3 separate regions of the Mus musculus genome follow, and regions 2 and 3 are each linked to region 1. The links are chromatin loops, found by intact Hi-C in ENCODE. Cell type or tissue: left cerebral cortex. All regions are shown on one strand. Region 1 has its middle 35 kb from the start of Olfr1431. Region 2 holds the start of Olfr1432 (olfactory receptor 1432). Region 3 holds the start of Olfr262 (olfactory receptor 262).

Evidence for each region. Peaks named below come from ENCODE experiments on the same cell type or tissue, not always from the same donor. Only the 100,000 strongest peaks of a DNase experiment are listed, where the experiment ranks them.
Region 2: it touches region 1 in a loop (6-fold over the local background); 9 of 42 quality-filtered maps call a loop at or near these places.
Region 3: it touches region 1 in a loop (2.5-fold over the local background); 9 of 42 quality-filtered maps call a loop at or near these places.

The regions. Positions count from the first base shown.
Region 1 is chr19:12,171,042-12,179,041 of GRCm38, reverse strand. It overlaps the pseudogene Olfr1430-ps1. Among named protein-coding and RNA genes, the nearest start is that of Olfr1431, 35 kb to the left of the region's middle. In left cerebral cortex, no CTCF peak of the experiment used is centred here; DNase peaks (open chromatin) are centred at 3,049 and 3,423.
Region 2 is chr19:12,229,055-12,237,054 of GRCm38, reverse strand. It overlaps Olfr1432 (olfactory receptor 1432), which reads left to right and starts at 7,493. Exons shown (of 1, transcript NM_001011788.1): 1 at 7,493-8,000. The coding sequence starts at 7,493. In left cerebral cortex, no CTCF peak of the experiment used is centred here; no DNase peak of the experiment used is centred here.
Region 3 is chr19:12,238,666-12,246,665 of GRCm38, reverse strand. Olfr262 (olfactory receptor 262) reads left to right here and starts at 5,007. Exons shown (of 1, transcript NM_146688.2): 1 at 5,007-5,945. The coding sequence starts at 5,007. The coding sequence ends at 5,945. In left cerebral cortex, no CTCF peak of the experiment used is centred here; a DNase peak (open chromatin) is centred at 7,812.

The DNA of each region.
Region 1 (8,000 bases):
TTATAGTATTTTCCAGTTTAGAGACTTAAATATACTTATAAAGGACTTCAGAAATTATTATAAATATGCTGAATTATTTCACTACTTTTGTCAGCAGGATAGATTTTTCTGTTCTTTTCTGTTTTGATTTGAGACAAGACTGTATTATCTAGTGTTGTTTGGCCTAGAACTCTCTATGTGGACTAAGTAAGCCTCAGAGATTTGTCTGGCTTTGTCTGCTGAGTGCTGGAATTGAAGCCATGAGTATCTATGTCCGGCTCTATTTCTTATTGATTTTAGTTCTTTAAATTTTTCAAAAAATGTTCTTTGATCACATTCTCCCATTTTCTCCAACTCTGCTCAGTGTCTTCTTGACAATTGGAGAAGAGAACTAGGTCTTTCCATTGGACAATGAAGCATTTCACCTTTTTTTGCAACCATAGGAGAAAGACATATAGTATGAAAATTGTAATGCTGATTTCACCCTGGTCAACTATGGACTTTCTTGTCTCCCTTTTGATCTTAGAAACACGAGGGAAATGAATGCCAGGGGAAACAGTACTGAGATCACCCAGTTCATCCTCCTGGGAGTCACAAATTTACCCAGAATAATAATACTGCTCTTTGTCACATTTCTGCTCATCTACATTACAACTCTCACCTGGAATCTGTCCCTCATTGTGTTAATAAGAATGGATTCACACCTCCACACTCCCATGTATTTCTTTCTCTATAACCTGTCCATCATAGGACTTTGCTATGTCACCTGCACAGTCCCAAAAAAAATGCTCTCAAACTTTTTCCAGGAAAAGCAAACTATCAGCTTTGTGGGCTGCATTGTTCAGAATTCATCTTTTTCACCATGGGGCTGAGTGAGTCTTGTCTCATGGCAGCCATGGCCTATGACCGGTATGCTGCCATTTGTAACCCTCTTCTGTATGCATCGATCATGTCACCCACTTTTTGTGTACTGAAGGTGCTGGAATCCTATCTCTCTGGGATCACTGCTTCTTTACTTCAGTTGTTTGCTTTGCTTCTGTGGAACTAATGTCATCAAGCACTTCTTTTGTGGCATGCCACAGTTGTTAGTTCTGTCCTGCATAGACAATTCCTGACTGCCATATTAACAATGATCTTTGGATTTGTAAACATGCTAGTTATCATGATATCTTATGGCTATATTGTCATGTCCATCCTGAAGATCACGTCAGCTAAAGGCAGATCCAAAGCATTCAACACCTGTGCTCCACACTTGACACCTGTTTCCCTATTCCTCACCTCCAGTATCTTTGTCTATTTGAGTTCAAGTTCTGGTGGCTCCTCCAGTTTTGACAGATTTGTGTCTGTTGTCTACACTGTGGTGATTCCCGTGTTGATCCCTTTGATATACAGTCTGAAGAACAGAGAAATCAAAGATGCTATGAAGAGGTTAAAGAAAAAGACAATCTGCAGCTAGGGACACAGAATCTTAAATTTTTAATATATGTGTTCTTCCACAGCTGCTGTTGCCCACAATAATATGCACATGGCTGGAATGTAACAAAACTCATGGGCTTTTGGAGAAAAATGTTTCACTTTGAAGCAGAAAATATTCCTGCATGAACTAACTGATTTGATGCATGGAAAGTCCTTTAATAGCCATAGAGCTACGGCTTCCATGTTACACTATGAGCGTCTCATTTTCCTATACACAGGCATTTAAGAAACATCAATTGTAGAAACATCATGGACAAGACTGGAGACTGATATCTTAATGAACGGTGCCCATAGAGAAGATTCTCCACAGAGGGTCCAAAATCCTTGTGACAACAAGTATCATAACATAGTGTCCTACAAACTACATCATGACCATACACTGTTCTGTGTTTCTAAACAGATGAGAAGGATCTGCTAGGACTTCCTGTTTATAAGAAATAGAGTGATACAATGCCTTGATTGTGCCTTCTAAAAAAAAATAAAAATGAAACGGCTGGCTTATTTCTAAGAAAATTGATGCTAAGAATTAGTAAGTTTGGGGTCATAGACCATATACTTGCATCCATCAACCATATCCAAAGAGAATAGGAAGAGGTTTGATTCAAGAAGAATGATGGCAAGAAATTGCTATTTACTTAGTATTTTGCCATCTTGTTTCTGGCATCTAGAAAAGGAATGGCCAATAATCATATCTGAAAAACATGAGAGACCCTGCAATTTCTTACTGTCCTATACTAAACCCGGACAGTTTGCCCTGGTTTGACATAGCCAATTGGATCAAGCCATCACATTTATTTTGATATTTCTGGCATCTGGTCAAGTTTGCTTTATGATGGCTCATTGCACTAAAAGTCACAACATAATCAATATTACAGTAATTTGCTGCACCTACAACTCTGGACATACCTGTATATGTTCGACATTCTCCATCCTACTGATCTATATTTCTGAGCAATGGATGAGTGATGCAATGGTTATAGTGGACAAAAAAAAAAAATTTTTAGACAGATGAGGTAGTTCAGTGGTAAAGGCACTTGTCACCAGTGTGACAGCTTGCATTCTATCCTAGGGCTCTGAAGGCATGAATAAACACACAGTTCTAATTACAAAAACAATGGACAAATGTAAGGCTAAACTAATTTTTAGTCAACCACACAAGGAGTAATCATTTACTAACCGGTGTTCACAGAATTGGTTTGTCTCCCTGCCCCTGATGAAAAAGTCAGCAGGGGAGCCATCCTGCTTGCATATATGATACTCTCTACACCCCCACTGTATGTTATAAGCAAAATCTCCCTGAGCCTCACTGCTTTCATTCCATCCTCACTTTCTCATGCCTCCTGCTCCTTTTGATGCTGGAAAAGCCCAAGCACAGTACTGCTGTAGAGAGAATTTTGGTTTCTTTAAAATACTGATATGTTATCTGAATATATTTTTGTTTTAATCCCAGATGTGGGCTATTAGGCTGCATCAGATTCTGCACAGCAGCTAACTAATTTGTCTCGTGCTCTGGCAGGGGTGTGATTTTGCCAGCTGAAGATAGTTTATGTTTGGAATTCTGGAGATTCCTGAGAAGATTTGAAAATACCAAAGCCTGAGAGGGGTTGGCAGCTGTGGTTCCCCTGCAGGTGCTGTTGATGGTTGCCATTGGCTGTTTGCTGTTTGCAGGTTCCCTGGTTGCTGGAGGAGATATCCTGCAGATGAAGATTGCACTTGCCCCAAGAAACTCAACACCTCTAATCAGCAGGAAGCAGTTTAGCAATATTGACACCCCTTTTCCCCTCTAACCTTCTTTCTCTCCTACCTAGAGTTGGGGATTTGGAAGGGATGGAGGAGAGTGGTGGGGAAAGAACCCAATAAAAAGTATGGTTACATACTGCTTACCGGCCCCTCTTCCCACAAGCACAGGAATAGCCACAGTCACTCCGATCATGGCTTGGAACCTTTGCAAACTGGCTGTGGAAGCATCTCTCTTCAGAGCTGCCGGGCCAGATGGCTAGCTGGCATTGTCTAACTGGAAGACAGGCAGACCACGGAGTTTTATGGACCACATTCTAGAAGTAAAAAAGCAACCAAGTCCTGAAATAAAGCTATGATGTTAGACTTTGCTTCAGTGTCTGCACATATAGGAAAATTGGCACGCATAAAGTATGGCTTATTGTATGCAGAGTTTTTATTGTTCTCATAAAATTTTGGTCTTACAAACAAGAAATGTGGATACATTTTTTTCTTATGAAATCTTTAAGAAGAAAAAAAAATGTGATCCAAATGAGCTGAAGAAAGAAAAGTTATAACTGACTTTTGGTACATTTCTGATAACTGTGAGCTGAGAAACTGATTTTTAGGGGACATCTAACCCCTGAGCTTGACCCTCAGCCTACAATACAAATGAGAATCCATGTGGGCTTAAATGCTACTTGGATGTGCATTGGGAACCACCCAAAAGTTCTGTCTTCTAAAAAGCCCTGTATCACTGCCCTACTCTCCTGTTACCTCTTGTATCCTGTGACAGATGCCACTACCAAGTGCCAACTATTTCCCATCTAGTTCCTGCTTTTGCTACAAGACAAAACTGGCATTCTTTCTGCATTTAACATTTTCTAGTGTTGATGGATTTGCATCTTTGGAGACTCACAAATTGTTCTGTACCACATATGTTATCTTTGGTAGTTTTCTGACAGAAGGGCATGCATGAGATTTCTACTTTGCCCACCTAAGTACTCTATCCTAGTTTTGTAACCTTGCTGTGGCTTGACCCCCACGATTCCTATCTGATAATCATGAGCTCTTCCTCTGAGTCACTCTGCAGCTTGTCCTTCTTAAAGTTCTATTTGACTTTGATTTCATTAACGTATTTTACTTAACACTTTAAATTTGCAAATCATGATTCTTTCTATTTATGGGGATCAACGCAATGTTTGAGATATATATATATATATATATATATATATATTGTGAAATAATGATATCTTTTTTACTGTGCTTTTGCTGTAAAGAGACACCACAACCAAGGTAATTGTTATAAAAGAAAACATTTAATCAGGGACTTGCTTACAGTTTTAGAGTGTTGGTCCATGATCATCATGCCAAGCAGACAGGCATGGGGTTAGAACAATAGCTATGAGCTTAACACTCTGATCTGAAAGGCATATAGAATGAGGGAAGGAGAGAGAGGGGACTGGGCTTGGCATAGGCTTTTAAAACCTCAAATCACATCCCTAATGACACACCTCCTCCAATGTCAATGTGTTCAGGGTTGTGCAGGATGATTGATAGAAGAAAAGAGAGATACTGTAGGATGGATTTAGGCTTCTCAGCTGCAGTGGATCAGCCTCTGAACACTGACAGCTTCTTAGAAGCTCTTTCTACTGTTATACAAAAGGCACTTTTAGTAAGTCAATTTCGGCATACCAAATTCTTCTTAGATGGTCTAGGGGTTGACTTGAAAGGCCCATCATCCAAGTTATTCTCAGCCATACAAGATTTCCTGGTTTGCCAAGCATGTCTTCAGACTAAGTTATATGAAGGCTCTGAGAGCCCTTCAGAAGAACAACCCCATAAAATCTCAGATAACAGTAACTGACAAAAGGCTACTTCAAAGCTTAAGTGCCATCACTCCAGATTCATTTCAGACACAACAGTTCTGCTAAAATTCTGCTACACTCCAACAAGGACATGCTGTAGGCTTAGATTTTTCAAAACCTGCTTTTGAAAGGGTACTTAATGTTCTACCCTCACATCTAGCCTATCACCCACCAGAGGTAGTGGAAAGGAAAGGTAAATAGAACAAAAGAGGATGTGGACCTGCTTAGAAATGGTTCTTTGGGGTGAACTGAATCTGCATTATCAGGATGTCAGCAGTTCAGTTCACACAAATCAACAGCAGTAACTCAATCCAGAAGAAACCACAAGGCTGTGCCAATCAAACAGAGTCAGCAGAAGGGAAAAGGAGCTGCTGGAATATCATGAGAAGTTCTTTGATGTGTTTCTCTATATGAAGTCATGACAAACGACCATTAGGGAAAGCAAGGCAAATCAATGCCAATTCCATTGTCATTAGCAAAGACCAGCTTCAGCAAAGCATCCTCTCATATACATCCTCTCATAAGACAAAACAAATCACATGACACAATTGAGGCTCCAAAGAAATCAGAAATTTCCACTTCAACACATCTTCTAATCCTTCTCAAATTATGCCACTAACTGGGGACCAGCATCCAAATATATGAACTTTGTGCGTGTATTCTTATTCAAACTAATGTAGGTAATGTTAAGGTAATGAATCTATCCACCATGGCCTGCATTTTCACTAGGCATTTGGTGTGTGCTATGTTTTGTCTGCAAAGGGACATGTTTTACCAACTGGATTCCCAGAATGAGGCATTTGGGAGGTGGTAGAATCTTTAAAAGATTGGAATCTAGTCAATGGTTGTTAGTGACATAGCATGCAAGGACTTGTGGACCCAGTGGACCCAATAAATTCTTTTCTGTCTGCCTCCTGGCTCAGGATGTAAGCTGTTTACTCCAGTATGCTCTCACAATTACTACCCAGTGCTCCCATCCCAGCCCTAAAGCAATGGGACTGTCAAGTCTTGCACTACAACTGCCTACACAGTGGCTATGTAATTTTTATGACTTTATCAGCTAATTCTGTCAGGCATCTCATAGAAATGGATAGCTGACTACTAGCGCATCTTTGCTGAAAGGTGAGTTTAACTGCGTCCTTCTCTCATCTCTAAAGGTTATTTTCCTAAGTCAGAGATCTTAAGATTCACAGTAGAAAGGTTGGAGTCTCACATTCATATTCTTTCTGTGATGTTATAAATCTGTCTCTTAGCTGTGACGAAAGGATGGACCATCTAGAGACTGCCATATCTGGGGATCCATCCCATAATCAGCTTCCAAACGCTGACACCATTGCACACACTAGCAATTTTGCTGAAAGGACCCAGATAGAGCTCTCTCTTGTGAGACTATGCCGGGGCCTAGCAAACACAGAAGTGGATGCTCACAGTCAGCTATTGGATGGATCACAGGGCCCCCAATGGAGGAGCTAGAGAAAGTACCCAAGGAGCTAACGGGATCTGCAACCCTATAGGTGAAACAACATTATGAACTAACCAGTACCCCGGAGCTCTTGACTCTAGCTGCATATTTATCAAAAGATGGCCTAGTCTGCCATCACTGGAAAGAGAGGCCCATTGGACTTGCAAACTTTATATGCCCCAGTACAGGGGAATGCCAGGGCCAAAAAGTGGGAGTGGGTGGGTAGGGGAGTGGGGGGAGGGTATGGGGGACTTTTGGAATATCATTGAAAATGTAAATGAAGAAAATACCTAATAAAAATATTTTTAAAAATCTGTCTCTTTAGGTTTCTAAATGAGAAAGATGATTTTACAGCATACTCTTGGTCACCTTATTTTTAGTCACTAATTGCTGAACTTGGTTTGTTTGGTATCAGAATAATGCCCAGCTTCACATATGCATTTAATATGTGCTGAACAAATTAAATAACCACACGATTTTAATATAAATGTTAGTAATTTGACTCATACAGTCAAAACTACCATGTTATTTATACTTAACATTAATGATAGTTTATTACAACATATATACATTTCATCTTTTTAAAATTTTGCTTTTAAAAGTATATATACATATATATCTGTGTATATATATATGCATATATATATATATATGTATATATATATATATATGTACTGCGTGCTAAGAGTTTATAAAATAAAGTTTTCTTGTCTTTGGAATTCCTCCCTCCAAGTTACTGGGTAGAGGGGCCACAACATACACAAAACAATACAAGATACTGCCTCTGCCTTTTGTAGAACACCATGGCAAAATGCCAAGTTTATTGTTATATATAGCACATATTTTAGTTACCACCACAACATCATACCTTCTCCATAATGGACTAAATTCTCTGAAACTGTAAGACAAAGTAAATCCTTCCCCCAGCTTATCGTTTCTGTTAAGTGTTCTGTCATAGCAACAACACAGGTGGTTAGGAAAAGTCAGAAAGAAGTGAACGGATTATCATTGAACAACCATAGAAATTAAGGCAGCAGGAAACTGCACAGGGTAGACAAGGGCTGAAAACTGACCCTTCATTTGAAAATGTATGCAAAATAACCAGGTTTCTAGGCCATCCAAACCTTAGGATTCAAACAGCCTTTCCTACTACCTATCACCACTCCAGCAAAAGACATAGAGTAGCCTATAATTAAGGAAATTGGTCCAGGTCCATGGGCTCCTGACTATGATACACACCACACAAACACACACATACACACACACACACACACACACACACACGAAAGCTAAAACAAAGGGGTAAGATCATATCTACACAGTGAGGTACTGAAGCTCGTCCTTGCTAATATATTTAGTCTACTTAAATGGCTCCTACCATGCCACACCTAATCTCTTCTTTGTTTTCATAATTTTTTTCATACTCCTTTCTTATCTGATCTAGGTTCTCAATTTTTTCTTTAAGACCAGATATTCTGCCTTGTGCTTGATTCATTCTA
Region 2 (8,000 bases), 58 kb before region 1:
AAAAGGCACTTTTAGTAAGTCAATTTCGGCATACCAAATTCTTCTTAGATGATCTAGGGGTTGACTTGAAAGGCCCATCATCCAAGCTATTCTCAGCCATACAAGATTTCCTGGTTTGCCAAACGTGTCTTCAGACTAAGTTATATGAAGGCTCTGAGAGCCCTTCAAAAGAACAACCCCATAAAATCTCAGATAACAGTCACTGACAAAAGGCTACTTCAAAGCTTAAGTGCCATCACTCCAGATTCACTTCAGACACAACAGTTCTGCTAAAATTCTGCTACACTCCAGCAAGGACATGCTGTAGGCTTAGATTTTTCAAAACCTGCTTTTGAAAGGGTACTTAATGTTCTACCCTCACATCTAGCCTATCACCCACCAGAGGTAGTGGAAAGGAAAGGTAAATAGAACAAAAGAGAATGTGGACCTGCTTAGAAATGGTTCTTTGGGGTGAACTGAATCTGAATTATCAGGATGTCAGCAGTTCAGTTCACACAAATCAACAGCAGTAACTCAGTCCAGAAGAAACCACAAGGCTGTGCCAATCAGACAGAGTCAGCAGAAGGGAAAAGGAGCTGCTGGAATATCATGAGAAGTTCTTTGATGTGTTTCTCTATATGAAGTCATGACAAACGACCATTAGGGAAAGCAAGGCAAATCAATGCCAATTCCATTGTCATTAGCAAAGACCAGCTTCAGCAAAGCATCCTCTCATCTACATCCTCTCATAAGACAAAACAAATCACATGACACAATTGAGTCTCCAAAGAAATCAGGAATTTCCACTTCAACACATCTTCTAATCCTTCTCAAATTATGCCACTAACTGGTGACCAGCATCCAAATATATGAACTTTGTGCGTGTATTCTTATTCAAACTAATGTAGGTAATGTTAAGGTAATGAATCTATCCACCATGGCCTGCATTTTCATTAGGCATTTGGTGTGTGCTATGTTTTGTCTGCAAAGGGACATGTTTTATCAACTGGATTCCCAGAATGAGGCATTTGGGAGGTGGTAGAATCTTTAACAGATTGGAATCTAGTCAATGGTTGCTAGTGACATAGCATGCAAGGACTTGTGGACCCAATAAATTCTTTTCTGTCTGCCTCCTGGCTCAGGATGTAAGCTGTTTACTCCATTATGCTCTCACAATTACTACCCAGTGCTCCCATCCCAGCCCTAAAGCAATGGGACTGTCAAGTCTTGCACTACAACTGCCTACACAGTGGCTGTGTAATTTTTCTGACTTTATCAGCTAATTCTGTCAGGCATCTCATAGAAATGGATAGCTGACTACTAGCGCATCTTTGCTGAAAGGTGAGTTTAACTGCATCCTTCTCTCATCTCTAAAGGTTATTTTCCTAAGTCAGAGATCTTAAGATTCACAGTAGAAAGGTTGGAGTCTCAAATTCATATTCTTTCTGTGATGTTATAAATCTGTCTCTTAGCTGTGACGAAAGGATGGACCATCTAGAGACTGCCATATCCAGGGATCCATCCCATAATCAGCTTCCAAACGCTGACACCATTGCACACACTAGCAAGATTTTGCTGAAAGGACCCAGATAGAGTTCTCTCTTGTGAGACTATGCCGGGGCCTAGCAAACACAGAAATGGATGCTCACGGTCAGCTATTGGATGGATCACACAGCCCCCAATGGAGGAGCTAGAGAAAGTACCCAAGGAGCTAAAGGGATCTGCAACCCTATAGGTGGAACAACATTATGAACTAACCAGTACCCCGGAGCTCTTGACTCTAGCTGCATATGTATCAAAAGATGGCCTAGTCGGCCATCACTGGAAAGAGAGGCCCATTGGACTTGCAAACTTTATATGCCCCAGTACAGGGGAATGCCAGGGACAAAAAGTGGGAGTGGGTGGGTAGGGGAGTCGGGGGGGGGAGGGTATGGGGGACTTTTGGGATAGCATTGGAAATGTAAATGAGGAAAATACCTAATAAAATTATTTTTAAAAATCTGTCTCTTTGGGTTTCTAAATGAGAAAGATGATTTTACAGCATACTCACCTTATTTTTAGTCACTAATTGCTGAACTTGGTTTGTTTGGTATCAGAATAATGCCCAGCTTCACATATGCATTTAATATGTGCTGAACAAATTAAATAACCACATGATTTTAATATAAATGTTAGTAATTTGACTCATACAGTCAAAACTACCAAGTTATTTATACTTAACATTAATGATAGTTTATTAGAACATATATACATTTCATCTTTTTAAAATTTTGCTTTCAAAAATATATATACATACATATATATATATGTATATATACTGCATGCTAAGAGTTTATAAAATAAAGTTTTCTTGTCTTTGGAATACCTCCCTCCAAGTTACTGGATAGAGGGGCCACAATATACACAAAACAATACAAGATACTGCCTCTGCCTTTTATAGAACACCATGGCAAAATGCCAAGGTTACTGTTATATATAGCACATATTTTAGTTACCACCACAACATCATACCTTATCCATAATGGACTAAATTCTCTGAAACTATAAGACAAAGTAAATCCTTCCCCCAGCTTATTGTTTTTGTTAAGTGTTCTGTCATAGCAACAACACAGGTGGTTAGGAAAAGTCAGAAAGAAGTGAACTGATTATCATTGAACAACCATAGAAATTAAGGCAGCAGGAACCTGCACAGGGTAGACAAGGGCTGAAAACCGACCCTTCATTTGAAAATGTATGCAAAATAACCAGGTTTCTAGGCCATCCAAACCTTTAGGATTCAAACAGCCTTTCCTACTACCTATCACCACTCCAGCAAAAGACATAGAGTAGCCTATAATTAAGGAAATTGGTCCAGGTCCATGGGCTCCTGACTATGATACACACCACACAAACACACACACACACACACACACACACACACACACACACACACGAAAGCTAAAACAAAGGGGTAAGATCATATCTACACAGTGAGGTACTGAAGCTCATCCTTGCTAATATATTTAGTCTACTTAATCCCATTAGCTCTTGGAACAGTTTGCTAAGCTAGTGTCTCTTAGGAGACAGGAGGCTCATAGGCAGAGCCAAGCCTTCCCAACACATGCATGGTTCCACAGATCATACATGAGTGCCTCTAGGAGCACTAGCAGAAGACCAATCAACCACAGTCCATGACTATGAATGCAAGGTTTCATGCTTCTGTCTTTAAAAGGTTGACTTTACTTTTCAAAAACAAGTCTAGTTCTATATCAAAATTGGGCTACAAGGTCTAGTCCATTGATTCTTCCTGCCCTCCCCATCCATTCCATTTCCCCAACACTTCAGATCTAGCCCAGGTCCTGCACCCAATGCCCCAATCTATTCTGGCCTTCTTTGATGCACTTCAGCCAATTTCTAGTCTTCTTCTACTCAAGATCATCTTTACCTATATCCCAACATACAGGCTCCTACCATGCCACACCTAATCTCTTCTTTGTTTTCATAATTTTTTTCATTTTCCTTTCTTATCTGATCTAGGTTCTCAATTTTGTCTTTAAGACCAGATATTCTGCCTTGTGCTTGATTCATTCTACATATAAGGCTTTCCTTTGAGTTTCTAATTAAATTATTTGGGTTTTTCAATTCCATATTCATTACAGTGTAAGTCTTCTTCAACATTGTTATCTCCTGTATGAATTCAATTCTCAAGTCTTACACTGTCTTCGTCATTTCCATCTGCCTTATGCTTGTGTTTTCTCAGGCATTTATACTACTTAAGCTTTCTCCTTGATTTCATTGGGCTGGCTGTATTTTTCTTTCTGTGCATTTGGATAGAGAAGATCACACGATAAGGTAAAGGGAGGAGGAAGGGCTCTGTCTTGGTGTGTGCTTTGGGAACTTCATATATTATTTGTCTTTTCTAATTTTTCTAAACCCATTACTAGGTTAGAAACTCATTCCTACTCTTTGCCGCTTCTTCTCTGACCTTATGCTCCTTCAGTTTTTTCCTTACTCTTTAAATCATTGAGCTACACAAACATGAGGGGAAGAAGAGATCTATTTGTCACTTCTCATTTCCAAATATCTGTGACATCTTTTTAAACATGATCCATTCATGCAGTCTCATTTAAAAGTTAAGAGAATTGGCCTAGAATATGAAAATAGAGAACTTGAGAGTCCATTACAGGGAGTCTGACTCAGAGTTGCAGAGAGAAGTAGCAATGGTTTCTATGGAAAACTGGCATAGTGGATAGCAAGGTTAAGCATGACCTCTATATGAACTCTAAGATATTTTCAGAATGAAAAGAAGGTTTGTTGACTTCCAAATGTCTCAAAAGATGAATGCTTTCCCAAGAGAGTGAAGAGCCTGGGCAGGGAACCCTTTCTAAAGCTGCTCTCTCCTCTATAGCCCAGGAGACCTGTTATTAACAGTTTGTGTGGCTTTAATTGCTTATGTTTTGTGTGAGTTGTGCATTCAAATCTTTTCTAAGATGCAACAGAGAAAATCCTCAAGCACTTAAAAGCTTCTTGCTCTACAGCTGGCTCATTGCTGAAGAAAATGAAGTCCAACCTTGCAAACAATAAAGCAATTACTGAACTTAAATAGTAAGAAAATGAGATAGATGCTCCAGAACCAGAAGTGGAACCATTTATTGGTCACTTCAGAATACATGGGTGCACCACAAAGAAGAGGGATTGGATCACAAGAAAGGAAACCTTTTCAAAAACTCTAAGTCTCTTAGAGATGCAATAACAAAGTAAGTCAAGGGGCTCAGATCCAGATACAACTTTATAGATTTACAAATAACTTTATCTAATCATCCTTCAATGCTAGGTTTCACTATGTAATTGGATTGTGCAATTTTTAACACAGCAATCACATCTGTAGAAGATTGATCTGAATATGTAGGCTGTGTGAATATAATTAGCATATGGCGAATGAGGACCAGATGGGTGGTCTGTAAAAGTCTTTCCTTATTCAGTTGATATTGAGGTCTGAGAATACAGACTCAGAATAAGAGCTGTGGATTGATTTTGAAGCGCTTTACCTATCAGATTTCTTTCATTGAGAAAAGTTAAATTTATAAAAACTATTGTTCTCTACATAGAAAATCTAGTATATTTTGATTAACATCCTAGATTTGAAGTCAGAAAGTATCTCTTACTTTTCTCCTTTTGTTCAAGTTTGCTTTCACATGGTAGGATAAGTATAGGCAGCTGTAATTTAGTGAAATTTTCAAAAGGCTAAAAGAAATTATTTTTTAATATTTTTACAATATAAAATGATAAATACTTGAAAAATAAATATGTTTTGTCTGCTTTCAGCATTGTAAAATGCAAGATGTACAGACGCATTGCATGGTCATGTCATTATTTTTTATGTTCCAATTACAAATGTTTTTTTGAATTCTATGTCCAAATTGGAAAGATGGCTCAGTTGTAAAGTGATTGTCATGAAACCATAAGGACTTGAGTTTGCATGTCAGCATCCATGTAATAAATCAAGTATTGTGACATGCACTTGTAATACCAGTATTGGAGAAGCAGAGATAGGTGGATTCTTAAAGTTCTCTGGCCAGCCAGTCTAGCCAAATTGAAGAAGCCCAGGCTCTCTCAAAAATTAAAATAGAGAGTAAATAATCTAGACACCCAACATGAATCTGTAGTTTCTACAGGTGTACATGTACACACACATTTGCATGGCCAATACTGAGGGACATTTTTTGAGACAAGATCTCACTATGTTGTACAGGTTGGTCTTGAAAATGTGAACTCATGCAATTCTTTTTCTTATCCTCCTGAGTGGTGTGACTACTGGGATACTCCACCAGAGCTGACTATGAGAAACTTCTGAATGTGTGACTAGGATTAGCAAAATGAAAAAAAAGAGTGGGAAGCAGGAGAAAGAAGGGAAAAGAGGAATCAATGCAGTGCTTGGTCCTTTGAGATTAGTTCCATCTTCATCGTTCCTAGTAGATAAAGTTCTTCATATTTTGTCTCTGACAATGGTTGGCTTAATCATGATTGCTTTTTCAATGTCTTCTAAGTTAATATTATGAAGGGCTGTCAATCAGAAGTCTTAAAGGAAAGGAGGATATCAGGGATAGTTTTTGATGTTATTGTTCAATGTCCTTCTCTTTTCAATATTTTTTGATGTTATCATTCAAAGTCCTTCCTTAAGTAAGCTCAAATGGAGGTTGAGTGAGGAAAATATAATATACAAAAAAAAAATGATGAGAAAATCTAGGGGAAAGGGAACCAAGATAAACTACCTCTGGACAATCTCTATTCTGAAATAAAAGTAGAAAAATTAAGCCTTTTTCGTTAACAAGAGGCAACTGGAAACAAGGCTTAGTAGAAATAGCAATACCTTTGGGTGGAGAAAACAACATGGAAATATAATGATACCTCTGAGATGAATAATATCATGTCAGGATTAAGCCAGATAAACCCAGGAGTGCATTGCTGTGGCAATTTTCTCTCTTGGAGCTCCATGGGTACATATTTATCAGGTGCTGCTATGTAAAGCTGAAATCCAGATTATCAGTTACTACAGCCGTTTTGAAAACTAATGTACTACCTTATAGTTTCATCTTCTTCAAGGAGGACAAATTACCCTTCCTTTCATGGAGAGCAGGCAGCAGCCCTGCTTTTATCCTCCTTTCCTGACAGTTTATGTAAAATGTACAGGTTAGTATGAGAGAGAGAGTGTGTGTGTGTTTGTGTGTGTGTAATGTATGCATATATTTTTGTGGATATGTGCATGTGTGTTGGAAGATGTATATAAAGGTCAAATGTTAGGTATCTTTCTTGGTAGCCACCCACGTTGGTGTTCATTTGCTTGATCTTTTGTTTTGTAATTTGCTTTTGAGACAAGTTCTCTCACTAAATATTGTCAAGAATGGCTAGACTGGATAGACAGCTACAATATCTCCATGTCTGCACTGGTCTCATACATTCAGCTCTGAGATTACAGAAGTACTCTGACAGATCCTGACTTCTGTGTGGGTGCTGTTACCTGCATGAAGTCTCAGGTCCTCATGCTTAGTAACATGAACCAATAGAAGCGTCTTCTCAGCCCTCATTCTCCTGTGACTGACAGCACTTTTAATGACCTACTCATTGCCCAGTTCATTTGCACAGCAGTGTCTCTGAGATAAGTTCTGTTGATAAAAATATATTAACTCCCAGGAGTCTTTCAAGAGTCTACCTTTCTTCCTGCACTGGGCTGGTAATAGTGCACATGACTATATCTCTTCTTCATCCTACACAGGGTCTCTTGAATATATTTATGCCTCCATAGGGAAGTTTTACATCTTATCCAGCTATTGGATTTTTTATACGATGCTTTGACTTATCAGTTCACCAAAAACATTGTTTTCCATGCTACTATTCTTAAATTTTAAAAAGGCAGAAATTGATGTATTTTACTGAGAAACAATGAGACATCATGCCCAAGATTCTGGAGTGTAGTGGGGTGAAGTGGGGTGTTCAGAGATGAAAAATAACATAATTTCTCACCTTTCTTCAGCAGATGATGCCAAGCAGATCTGTGCTGGGAGATGGAAACCACACCTCTGTGGCCATGTTTGTCCTCCTGGGGCTCTTGGACCAAGCTGAGCTGCAGCTCATCCTTTTTCCTGTCTTCCTAGGGACATACCTCATTACTCTGATTTGGAACCTGGGCCTTATCATCCTCATCAGAATGGACTCTCACCTACAAACACCCATGTACTTTTTTCTCAGTTTCCTGTCATTTATAGATATATGCTATTCTTCTTCTATCAGCCCAAGGATACTTTCAGACTTCTTAAAAACAGAGAAAACAATTTCCTTCATTGCTTGTGCCACTCAGAATTTTGTTTTGGCTTGGATGGGTGCATCTGAGTGCTGCTTGCTGACTGCCATGGCCTATGACAGGTATGTGGCCATTGGTAGCCCTCTGCAGTACTCAGCCATCATGGCTCCCAGTCTTTGCTGGAGGATGGTTGCTGGTGTCTATGGGAGTGGATTCTTTATTAGCTTTGTTCAAACAGTTGCTT
Region 3 (8,000 bases), 68 kb before region 1:
GAACCAGCTTTTGGTCTTGTTGATTCTTTGTATTGTTCCCTTTGTTTCTACCTGGTTGATTTCGGCCCTGAGTTATACTATTTCCTGTCATCTACTCCTCCTGGGTATGTTTGCTTCTTTTTGTTGTAGGGATTTCAGGTGTGTAGTCATGTTAATAGAGGATATCTCCGGTTTATTTAATGAGGGCACTTAGGGCTATGAATTTTCCTCTTAACACTGCTTTCATTGTGTCCCATAAGTTTGGATATGCTGTGTCTTCTTTTTTCATTGAATTCTGTAATCTATTTCCTTTTTCCATTTCTTCCCTGACCAAGTTATCATTGAGTAGAGAGTTGTTCTGTTTCCATGGGTATGTGGGATTTCTGTTGTATTTGTGGTTATTGAAGTCTAGCCTTAGTCCATGGTGATCTGAGAGGATGCATAGGAATATTTCAATCTTCTTATATCTGTTGAGGTCTGTTTGTGGTTGATTATATGGTCAGTTTTGGAGAAGGTACCATGAGGTGTTGAGAAGAAGGTATATTCTTTTGTTTTAGGATGAAATGTCCTATACAGATTTGTTAAATCCATTTCGTTCATAACTTAGTTAGTATATTAGTTTCACTGTGTCTCTGTTTGGTTTCTGTTTCACTGACTTGTCCATTGATGAGAGTGGGGTGTTGAAGTCTCCCACTTTTTTGTGTGAGGTTTAATGTGTGTTTTGAGCTTTAGTAAAGTTTCTTTTATGAATGTGGGTGCCCTTGCATTTGGAGCATAAATGTTCAGAATCAAGACTCGGTGGTTCTTTCCTTTGATAAATATGAAATGTCCTTCCCCATCTCACTTGATAACTTTTGGTTGAAAGTCTATTTTACTGGATATTAGAATGGCAACTCCAGCTTGTTTCTTGGGACAATTTACTGAGAAAAGTTTTTTCTAGCCGTTTACTCTGAGACCGTGTCTATCTTTGTCATTGATGTGTGTTTCTTGTATGCAGCAAAATGTTAGAACCTGCTTGCATATCCAGTCTGTTAGCTTATGTCTTTTTATTGAGGTATTGAGTCCGTTGATGTTGAAAGATATTAAAGACAGTTACTTCCTGTCATGTTTGTTGTTTAAGGTGGTATTATGTGTGAGTCTCTTCTTTTAGGTTTGTTGTAAGATGATCAATTTCTTTTATTCTCTTGGGTGTATTTACCATCATTTTGGAGTTTTCCTTCTAGTATCCACTGAAGGGCTAGATTAGGCGAAAGATGTTGTTCAAATTTGGTTTAGTCATGGAATATCTTGGTTTCCCCATCTATGTGGATTGTGAATTTTGCTGGTTATAGTAGCCTAAGCTGGCCTCTATGGTCTCTTAGCATCTGCCTGGCATTTGTTCAGGATCTTCTAGCTTTTAGAGTGTTTGTTCAGAAGTCTGGGGCAATTTTGATAATTCTGCCATTTTTACGTTTACGCAGCCTTTTTTTTTAAACCTTTCAGCTTTTAATAGTATTTCTTTGTTCTGTGTATTTAGTGTTTTGATTATTATGTGACAGGAGAATTTTCTTTTCTAATCCACTATATTTGGGGTTCTGTAGACTTTGTGTACATTTATGGCCATCTCTTTCTTTATATTGGGGAAGTTTTCTTCTGTGATTTTGTTGAAGATATTGTCTGACCATTTGAGCTGGGAATCTTTGCTCTCTTCTATTCCTTTTAAAGACGAAACAAGTAAATCCCTCGAATAAATACTGCGAAACACAATGCAAAAAATGAAGGAATTGATCAACGCAGACCAAGACCTAAAAATGAAAATGGAATCAATAAAGTAATCACAAATAGAGGCAACCCTGGAAATGGAAAACCTAGGAAAGAGGTTAAGAGCTACAGATGCATCACAATAGATTTGGTCTTTTCATTTTCTCCTGAACTTCACGGATGTTTTCAGTTAGAAGTCTTTATGCATTTTATTTTCTTTGACCATTGTGTCAGTATCTTCTATAGTATCTTCTACGCCTGAGAGTCTCTTTTCTATCTCTTCTATTCTGTTGATATTAAGAGATATTAAGGAAAAGTGATTGGTGCTTCATGTTATTTTTGTTGTTAGAGGTGGCATTATGTTTTTTGTGGTTATCTTCTTTTTGGTTCGTTAAAAGAAGATTATTTTCTTGCTATTTCTAGGGTATATAGTTTTCTTCCTTCAGTTTTCCATTTATTATCCTTGGAAGGGCTGGATTTGTAGAAAGATACTGTGTAAATTTGTTTTTCTCATGGAATATCCTGGTTTCTCCATCTATGGTAATTGAGAGTTTTGTTGGGTATAGTACTGGACCAGCATTTGTGTTCTCTTAGGGTCTGCATAACATCTGCCCAGAATCTTCTGGCTTTCATAGTTTCTGATGAGGAACCTGGTATAATTCTGATACGTCTGCCTTTATATGCTACTTGACCTTTTTCCCTTACTGCTTTTAATATTCTTTCTTTGTTTTGTGCATTTATGTGACAGGAGGAATTTCTTTTCTGGCCCAATCTTTTTGGAGTTCTGTATGTGTCTTGTATGTACATGGGCATCTCTTTCTTTAGGTTAGGGAAGTTTTCTACTATAATTTTGTTGAAGATATTTACTGGCCCTTTAAGTTGGGAATCTTCACTCTCTTCTACACCTATTATCCTTAGGTTTAGTCTTCTCATTGTGTCCTGGATTTCCTGGATTCTTTGGGTTAGGAGCTTTTTGCATTTTTCATTTTCTTTGATTGTTTGTTTTCTGTGGTGTCTTCTGCACCTGAGATTCTCTCTTCTATCACTTGTATTCTGTTGGTGAAGCTCACACCTATAATTCCTGTCCTCTTTCCTAGGTTTTCTATATCCAGAGTTGTTTACCTTTGTGATTTCTTTATTGTTTCTACTTCCATTTTTAGATCCTGGATGGTTTTGTTCAATTCCTTCACCTGTTTAGTTGTGTTTTCCTATAATTTTTAAGGGATTTTTGTGTTTTCTCTTTAAGGGCTTCTACCTGTTTACCTGTGTTCTCCTGTATTTCTTTAAGGGAGCTATTTATGTCCTTTTTAAAGTCCTCTATCAGCATCATGGGATGTGATTTTTAAATACAAATCTTGCTCTTTTTGTGTGTGTTGGGGTATACAGGACTTGCCATGCTGGGAGAAATGGGTCCTGATGATGCCATGTAGGCTTAGTTTCTGTTGGTAAGGTTCTTGTTCTTGCCTTTCACCATCTGATCATCTCTGGTGTTAGTTGGTCTTGCTGTATCTGGCTTGAACTTATCCCTCCTGTGGGCCTATAAGCCTGTGTCAGCATTCCTGGAAGACCAGCTCTCCCTGAGCAGGATTCGTGCACAGAGATCGGCAGAACAGCCCCAGCTCCTGGGTGCAGATGGAGGCAGGAAGGGCCCTGTCCTAGCTGCTCTACTGCTCCTGCAGCCTGTGTGCTCCTGGCTGGTCCCACCTTAGACAGTCACCAGAGAATAAAATCTCCTGTATTTCTTTAAGTGAATTATTTATATCCTCCTTCTCCTCAGATCATGTGGGGGCTCCTCTGGTTTTCTCCCCACTCTCAAGCTTCAGGTCTCTGTGACACTCTTCACTTCCTCTCCCACTGAGGCCAGACCAGGCAGCCCAGCTAGAAGAATATATTCCATGTACAGGCAACAGCTTTTGGTATAGTTCCCACTCCAGTTCTTCAGGACCCACATGAAGACCAAGCTGCATATCTGCTATATATGTGGGGTGATCCCTACGTCAAGCCCATTTATGTTCTTAAGTTGGTGGTTCAGTCTCTGAGGGCTGACAAGAGTTCAGGATAGTTTATTCTGTTGGTCTTTCTATGGAGTCCCTATCCCCTTAAGGGCTTCAATCCTTCCTCCTATTCTTCCATAAGAATCCTCAAGTTCATCTTCTATTTGGCTGTGGGTGTCTGTATCTTTCTGAGTCCGCTTCTAGATGGAGCCTCTTAGAAGACAACTTATTGCTGTCTGCAAGCCTAACAGAGTATCATTAATAATGTTAGGGATTGGTGCTTGCTCATTAAATGGGACTCAAGTTTGACTGGTTATTGGTTGGACTTTCCCACAGTCTCTGATCCATCCCCCGTCCTTGCATTTCTTGTAGACAGGATAAGTTTTGGGTCAAAAATTTTATGAATGGATTGGTGTCCCTATTGCTACCTCAAGGTCCCTGCCTGGCCACAGGAGGCATCCTCCCCAGGCTCCATATCTCTAGTGCTCTGAATCACATCTAAGAACACCCACATTGTAAGAACACACCCATTGATCCTCCCTATCCCAGGTCTCTGTCTCTTCCTGGAGATAACCCCTACATGCCCCCTCCCCAGGCAATCAGGTCCAGATTTCCATTCACTTCAACTCCCACATCTCATGCAATTTTTCAAGAAGCAACAAATTTTAACATTAAGATAATCTTAGGGACACAAAATAGTGAAGTATACTCAACTTCTTTGGAGTGCTTTCTGTGAAGACTGCTGAGGTAAACTTATGTTCATGATCTCACTCCAACAAAACATAGCAGAATCACACATTATAGTATTTTTCCAGTTTGGATACTTAAATATATCTCTAAAGGACTTCAGAAATGATTATAAGTGTGCTAAATTATTTCATATCTTTCGTTATTAGAATAAATCTTTTCTTTTTTATTATTGAGTGTTGGCTGGCCTAGACCTCACTATGTAGACCAAGCTAGTCTCAGAAATTTGTTTGGTTTTGCCTCCTGAGTTCTGGAATTGAAGGCATGGGCAGCCATGTCTGGCTCTATTTCTCATTGATTTTAATTCTTTAAGATTTTGACATAATGCACTTTGATCAGATTCCCCCATTTTCCCCAACTCTTCTCAGTGTCTTCTTGACAATTAGAGAAGAATGACTGGCTCTTTCCATGGGACAATGAAGCATTTCTTCTTTTTCAGCGGTCCTAGAAGAAGGACATATGGTGTGAAAATTGTAATGCTATGATTTCACCCTGGTCAACTATGTATTTTCTTGTCTCCCTTTTGATCTTAGAAACACCAGGGAAATGATTGCCAGGGGAAACAGCACAGAGATCACCCAGTTCATCCTCTTGGGATTCACAGATTTACCCATAATAATAATACTGCTCTTTGTCACATTTCTGCTCATCTACATTACAACTCTCACCTGGAATCTGTCCCTCATTGTGTTAATAAGAATGGATTCACACCTCCACACTCCCATGTATTTCTTCCTGTGCAACCTTTCCATCATAGATCTTTGCTATGTTACCAGTACAGTCCCAAAAATGCTCTCAAACTTTTTCCAGGAAAGGCAAACTAACAGTTTTGTGGGCTGCATTGTTCAGAATTTCATCTTTTCCACCATGGGGTTGAGTGAGTCTTGTCTCATGGCAGCCATGGCCTATGACCGGTATGCTGCTATTTGTAACCCTCTTCTGTATGCATCGATTATGTCACCCACTCTTTGTGTACTGATGGTGCTGGCATCCTATCTCTCTGGGCTCACTGCTTCTTTACTACAGTTGTTTGCTTTGCTTCGTCTCCATTTTTGTGGAACTAATGTCATCAAGCACTTCTTTTGTGACATGCCACAGTTGTTAGTTCTGTCCTGCACAGACACTTTCTTTGTACAAGTCCTAACTGCCATATTAACAATGATCTTTGGATTTGTAAACATGCTAGTTATCATGATATCTTATGTCTATATTGTCTTGTCCATTCTGAAGATCACTTCAGCTAAGGGCAGATCCAAGGCATTCAACACCTGTGCTTCTCACTTGACAGCTGTTTCCCTATTCTATACCTCCAGTATCTTTGTCTATTTGAGTTCAAGTTCTGGTGGCTCCTCCAGTTTTGACAGATTTGTGTCTGTTTTCTACACTGTGGTGATTCCCATGCTGAACCCATTGATATACAGTCTGAAGAACAGAGAAATCAAAGATGCTATGAAGAGGTTGCAGAAAAAGACAATCTGCAACTAGGGACACAGAATCTGAAATTTTTAATATATGTGTTTTTCCACAATTGCTGTTGCCCACAATAATATGCACATGGCTGGACTGTAACAAAATTCATGGCCTTTTGGAGAAAAAAAGTTTTACTTTGAAGCAGACAATAAGCCGGGCGTAGTGGCACACCTCTTCAATCCCAGCACTTGGGAGGCAGAGGCAGGCAGATTTCTGAGTTTGAGGTCAGCCTGGTCTACAGAGTGAGTTCCAGGACAGCCAGGGCTATATAGAGAAACCCTGTCTCAAAATCCCCACACACCCCAAAAAAAAAATCACACAATATTCTGCATGAACCAACTGATTTGATGCATGGAAACTCCATTAGGATCCATAGGGTTATAGTTTCCATGTTACACAATGACTGTCTCATTATTTATTGTCCTATGCACAGGCATTTGAGAAACATCAATTGTAGAAACATTATGTACAAGACTGGAGACTGCTAATTCATAGAACTATGCCCATAGAGAAGATTCCCCACATAGGATCCAAAATCCTTGTGACAACAAGTATCATAACATAGTGTCCTACAAACTACATCATGACCATACACTGTTCTGTGTTTCTAAACAGATGAGAAGGATCTGCTAGGACTTCCTGTTTATAAGAAATAGAGTTATGCATTGCCTTGACTGCACCTTCTTTTAAAAAATAAAAATTAAATGATTGGCTTCTTTCTAATGAAATTGATGCTAAGAATTAGTGAGTTTGGGGTCATATACCTGCATCCATCAACCATATCCTAAGAGAAAAGGGCATGATTTAAATCATGAAGAATAATGGCAAGAAATTGCTATTTACTTAGTATTTTGATGGCTTGTTTCTGGCATCTAGAAAAGGCATGGTCAATAACCATATCTGAAAAGTATGAGGGACCCTGCAATTTCTTACTGTCCTACTCTAAACACAGATAGTTTGCTCTGGTTTGAAATAGCTAATTGAATCAGCCATCAAATTTATTTTGATATCTCTGGCATCTGGTCAAGTTTGCTCTATGAGGACTCATTGCACTAAAAGTCACCACATAATCAATGTTACAGTGATATGCTACACCTAAAACTCTAGGACATACCTGTATATGCCCGACATTCTCCATCATACTGTTCTATGTTTCTGAACAATGATTGAGTGATGCAATGGTTGTAGTGGACTAAAAAAAAAAACAAAAAACAAAAAAACAAAAAACAACTTGACAAGTGAGGTAGTTCAGTGGTAAAGGCACTTGTCACCAAATGTGACAGATTGCATTCTATCCTAGGGCTCTGCAAAATGAAAGACGATAACAAGCACATACCATAACACTCTGAAGGCATGAATGAACACAGTTTTAATTACAAAAACAATTGACAAATGTAAGGCTAAACTAATTTTTAGTCAACCACACAAGGAGTAATCATTTATTAACCGGTGTTCACAGAATTGGTTTGTCCCTCTCCCCTTGATGAAAAACTCAGCAGGGAAGCCATCCTGTTTGCATATATGATGCTCTCTACACCCCCATTGTATGTTATAAGCAAAATCTCCCTGAGCCCCACTGCTTTCATTCCATCCTCACTTTCTCATGCCTCCTGCTCCTTTTGATGCTGGAGAAGCCCAAGCACAGTACTGCTGTAGTGAGAATTTTGGTTCCTTTAAAAATACTGATAAGTTATCTGAATATATTTTTGTTTCAATCCCAGATGTGGGCTATTGGGGTGCATCGGGTTGTCCACAGCAACTAACTACTTTGTCTCATGCTCTGGCAGGGGTGTCATTTTGCCAGCTGAAGATAGTTTATGTTTGGAATTCTGGGGACTCCTGAGAGGATTTGAAAATACCAACACCTGAGAGGGGTTGGCAGCTGTGGTTCCCCTGCAGCTGCTGTTGATGGTTGCCATTGGCTGTTTGCTGTTTGCAGGTTCCCTGGTTGCTGGAGGAGATATCCTGCAGATGAAGATTGGACTTGCCCCAAGAAACTCAACACCCCTAATCAGCAGGAAGCAGTTTAGCAATATTGACACCCCTTTTCCCCTATAACCTTCTTTTTCT